2 separate regions of the Homo sapiens genome follow, and region 1 is linked to region 2. Evidence: read pairs that join two places in POLR2A ChIA-PET (ENCODE). Cell type or tissue: GM12878. All regions are shown on one strand. Region 1 overlaps GFOD1 (Gfo/Idh/MocA-like oxidoreductase domain containing 1). Region 2 has its middle 36 kb from the start of RANBP9.

Region 1 (2,500 bases), 300 kb after region 2:
GTCACATTAGAATCCCCAGAGCTGCAGCTTTGTTAACTTTCAGTTTGTTATTGGGCTAGGAATGGGCTGTGATTATTAGCAAAGTGGACAGAACAATTGGTTCAGACTCCAGCATGGTGGTTTTGAGATCCCGTCTCCCTCTGCTAGTCTATTTTTGACCCTGCCAGCATCATTTTTTTCCTTTTGAGGTTGAATAAACAGACATTCTCTAACCTTCCTCCTGCCACCCAGCACTCTCCTTCTGATCAAGGTTGACACATTTAGCCCACTCTGTGGTGTGATGCTCTATGAAAAGATCAGACCTACATTGTGGCGTCCACCTGAGAGGTGTAGGACAGCTGAGGTTGGACGTCTGGACTGTGCAACCCAGCAGGACAAGCCTGTGTCACACATGGCCAGAAGCTATTGATCTCTTGAAGATTAGTCCTGAGTTTTACTTGGTTTGTGTGTCTTCTAAGTGGCAGCATTAAGCTTTCTTGTTTTAGAGCAAACCTCTTGATTCTGCAGAAATAAGGGAAAAAATGTTGCCTTTCTTTTGAAAGCAAGCCTGTTAAGAAGAACAGAGATGCCAGACCCAGCTGTCTTTTCCTCCTGGTTCTTTGGCTGTAAGAATCTTCTTCCCACTTCAGAACCATACTTGGAGGGGAAAGAAGCCAGGCATTGCCAAATGACGAGATCTGTTTGTCCTTGGCTCTGGATAATGTGAAACAAGAGCTTGTTTCCCTAAATAGTTTTAATTCTATGGCTATTCTGATAGGGAAACGGTGGGATTGGATCTTGGTCTCTTCAGATTGAGGGCCCAGTACAAGTACAGAACATTATTACTGTGATCGATAGGAGATTATAGCCATGGGCAGTCTCTGGAACTCATTTATATGCATATTATTTCCTTAGTAATCAAATATGAATCTGAGAAGTGGTGCTCAACGAGCATCAGGAAATCTGGCTCCTGATGAAGACAGGAGTTGGTGAACATCTGCAAGCTTGGAAGGCTGCCAGCCGATACCTTCACCGGAATGCTAACTCCTCCCTCCTCCCTGTTCAGCCTCGGCGCCTGTGGCTGGCTGCTGAGCCCTCTTCCTTTGCCGTGTTTAGTCCCTGCCAGTGTATGCAGAAGTTGGTGTGTTACTGATCATTAATGTGGTGTTATTGCCAGACTGGTATTTGTATTCTCAATCAATTTCCTTTAGAAGGGGATTCATTTAATACTTAGAGGGGGTTGATTTTTATGGTGGAGCTGGGGAGATGAAAAGATACATATTTAATTTTTATGTTTTTAATTAACATATAAAAATGGTATATATCGATCATATACAATGTGTTGTTTTGCAATATGTATAGGCTTACTTTGGAGAATTGTGGGTGCGGTTCCAGGCCACTGCAATAAAGCAAGTCAGACACATTTTTATATTTCTCAGTGCATATAAAAGTTATGTTTACACTACACTGTAATCTGTTAAGTGTGCAGTAGTATTATGTCTAAAGAACAATGTACATACTTTCATTAAATTTTTTTTATTTTTAAGTTTCCAGTTACTTAGACATAAAACGTTCTATATTAAATATTAAATAATTGAAATTCAATCCCAATAAAAATATTGAACATAAATATAAAGCACGTGAACATATATTTTCATTAGGATAAAGAATTTTCCAGATTTTTTTTAAACTCTAGAGAAAGGTTCTTTTTTTTTTAACAGGAGCATGTGTATATTTGTTAGCTAGGTAAACTCATGTCACAAGGGTTTGTCATACAGATTATTTTGTCACCCAGATACTAAGCTTAGTACCCAATAGTTTTTTTTTTTTTTGCTTCTCTCCCTCCTCCCACCCTCCACCCGTAAGGAGACCCGCGTGTCTGTTGTTATCTTCTTTGTGTCCATGAATTCTCATCATTTAGCTTTCACTTGTAAGTGAGAACATGTGGTATTTGGTTTTCTGTTCTTGTGTTAGTTTGCTAAGGATAATAGCCTCCAGCTCCATCCATGTTCCCGCAAAATACATGATCTCATTCTTTTTTATAGCTGCATAGTATTCCATGGTGTTTATGTACCCCATTTTCTTTACCCAGTCTGCCATTGTTGAGCATTTAGATCGATTCCATGTCTTTGCTGTTGTGAACAGTGCTGCAGTGAACATTTGTGTGCATGTGTCTTTATGGTGGAATGATTTAGATTCCTCTGGGTATACCCGTAGTGGGATTGCTGGGTCCCAAATATTTTAATTTGCTACAAAATGCGAATGATCATCTGAGCCTTGAGCAAGTTGTAATCCTTTTGCCGGTAGAGGGTCCTGCCTTGATGTTGATGGCTGCTGACTGGTTAGGGTGCTGGTTGCTGAAGGTTGGGGTAGCTGTGATGATTTTTTTTTTTTTTTTTTTTTTAAGACTGAGTCTTGCTCTTGTCGCCCAGGCTGGAGTGCAATGGTGCAATTTCTGCTCACTGCAACCTCTGCCTCCTGGGTCCAAGCAATTCTCCTTCTTCAGCCTCCCGAGTAGCTG
Region 2 (2,500 bases):
CTCACTCTGTTGCCCAGGCTGAGGTGCAGTGGCACAATCTCCGCTCATTGCAACCTCTGCCTCCCAGGCTCAAGCAATTCTCCTGCCTCAGTCTCCCATGTAGCTGGGATCACAGTCATGCACCACCACGCCCAGCTAATTTTTGTATTTTTAGTAAAGACGGGGTTTCACCATGTTGGCCAGGCTGATCTCGAACTCCTGACTTCAGGTGATCCGCCTGCCTTGGCCTCCCAAAATGCTGGGATTACAGGTGTGAGCCACCATGCCCAGCCCTCAATATATTTTTATTTCAAAAACATTATGTGAGATCAAAGGAGCAAACACCAAAGAGTATATAATGTATGATCCCATTTATATGAAACTTCAGAAAAGGGGAAAATCATCTATGACAACAGAAAGCAGATTCGAGGTTACCTGGGATCAGAGATAAAGATGGAAAAGAAATAGCAGAGAATTATTTTGCCAAGACAGAAACGTTGTAAATATTGATTATGACGGTGATTACATAAGAGTCTATACTTATCAAAATCCAAGAAACTGCATTCTTAAAATACAATGATGTTGAGTTTTACAAAACTGAAAGAAGGTACTGAAAACAGAAGGTTGAAAAAAAAATACAATGTCTGGAAATGAAATATATAATTATTTAAAATATTTATGGAGGATCTACTAGATGCGAGCAAGATGTTAGATGGTCCTGGAGTGTTAAAGAAGATAAAATGGCAGCAATAGAGTGGAAAAGGGTTGGGACTGAAAACCAGAATTGGGGCTCTTGCACAGTGGCTGTGTGACCTGGTCAGGTCACTTCTCCTCCATGGGCCTCGGCTGCCTCACCAATAACATGAGGGAGATGGCCTGGCTTGCACCCAGTCCTGATACACTCTATTTTCAAGTCCATTAGGAATTTACCTCCTTATAGCGTGACAGATTAGAAATGGAAAGATACATAGCTTAAGTCAGACAGATTTTAATTACGTTGTGCTTTAAAGAAATGAACATATTTGGCCGGGCACGGTGGCTCACGCCTGTAATCCCAGCACTTTGGGAGGCCGAAGCAGGCAGATCACCTGAGGTTAGGAGCTCGAGACCAGGCTGGCCAACATGGCAAAACTCCGTCTCTACTAAAAATACAAAAAATTAGCCAGGTGTGGTGGCGCTCGCCTGTAGTCCCAGCTACTCCGGAGGCTGAGGCAGAAGAATCCCTTGAGCCCGGAAGGCAGAGGTTGCAGTGAGCTGAGATCTGACTGGGCAACAGAGCAAGACTCCGTCTCAAAAAATAAATAAATAAATAAAAGAAATGAACATTTTTGCAAAGGTGTGCTTTAAAGAAATGAACATATTCGCATTCATAATAGTAACTGTCTTAAAGAAATCATGCCACTTTCTTTCAATTAACTTTTACTAAGCCCTCATTTCTATAGGTGTCTCCCCGACCTCCCCACCTCCACCCTCCCTCTCTCTCTGTTTTTATTTCTTGTGACTCAAAAGACTGTGTATTAACACACCCCCGAAACTCTCAGCGGTCACAGTGACCTACTTTCTAAATGTCAGTTCCAATACACGCTTTTTTTTTTTTTTTTTTTTGAGACGGAGTCTCGCTCTGTCGCCCAGGCTGGAGTGCAGTGGCGCGATCTCTGCTCACCACAAGCTCCGCCTCCCAGGTTCACGCCATTCTCCTGCCTCAGCGTCCCGAGTAGCTGGGACTACAGGCGCCCACCACCATGCACGGCTAATTTTTTCGTATTTTTAGTAGAGACAGGGTTTCACCGTGTTAGCCAGGATGGTCTCGATGTCCTGACCTCGTGATCCGCCCGCCTCGGCATTCTTAAATCTCCATCTTACCTGATTTCTGGGTCACATTCAACACTGTTAACCCCGCCAATCTCAGATAATTTGTAACTCTTCAATTCTGAGATGCTATTCTAGCTGAGTGTGCTCCCACCTCCCAGATGACTCCATCTCAGCCTCTTCTTTTTCTTTTCAACCCAAAAGTTCTTTGCAAGGAGCCAGATAGTAAATATTTTAGGTTTTGTGGGTCATGTGATCCCCTAAAGTATCAGATTCTTCTTCGTTTTTTGTTTATTGTTGTTGTTTTAAAACCTTTGGAATATAAAAGCCATTCTTAGCTGGGCAGCGGGAGTCCTCCCTTTACACTCTGCCAGTCCTTCCTGGCCCATTCCACCAACTGCCGCCCTCAAACACCCACCTGTAACCCAGGCCTTAAGAGTGATGTCCTTTAAGTTCCATCTCTCCATGATGGGGGTGTTAAGGGTGCCCCATTTTCTGCATTCCAGGAAAAAATCTGGTTGTACAAAAAGTAAGGGCCAAGTACATGAATAGATGATTCATAAAATAATGAATGTCAATGGCTTTTAAGCATATTAAAAGATTCTCTACCTCATACACAATAAATGAAAGGCAAGGTAAAACCACTAGATGTAGTTTTTCCATCTTGCAGAATAACAAAAATGAGAGTCTGATAACATAAGGTGTAGATGAA

Evidence for each region. ChIA-PET counts read pairs that join two places held together with the same protein. Peaks named below come from ENCODE experiments on the same cell type or tissue, not always from the same donor. Only the 100,000 strongest peaks of a DNase experiment are listed, where the experiment ranks them.
Region 1: POLR2A ChIA-PET joins it to region 2 with 6 read pairs; 1 of 35 experiments calls an interaction of 5 or more read pairs at or near these places.

The regions. Positions count from the first base shown.
Region 1 is chr6:13,443,700-13,446,199 of GRCh38, reverse strand. All of the region lies in intron 1 of GFOD1 (Gfo/Idh/MocA-like oxidoreductase domain containing 1), which reads left to right. Among named protein-coding and RNA genes, the nearest start is that of GFOD1-AS1, 41 kb to the left of the region's middle. In GM12878, no CTCF peak of the experiment used is centred here; a DNase peak (open chromatin) is centred at 1,072.
Region 2 is chr6:13,746,812-13,749,311 of GRCh38, reverse strand. No RefSeq gene overlaps it. Among named protein-coding and RNA genes, the nearest start is that of RANBP9, 36 kb to the right of the region's middle. In GM12878, no CTCF peak of the experiment used is centred here; a DNase peak (open chromatin) is centred at 1,511.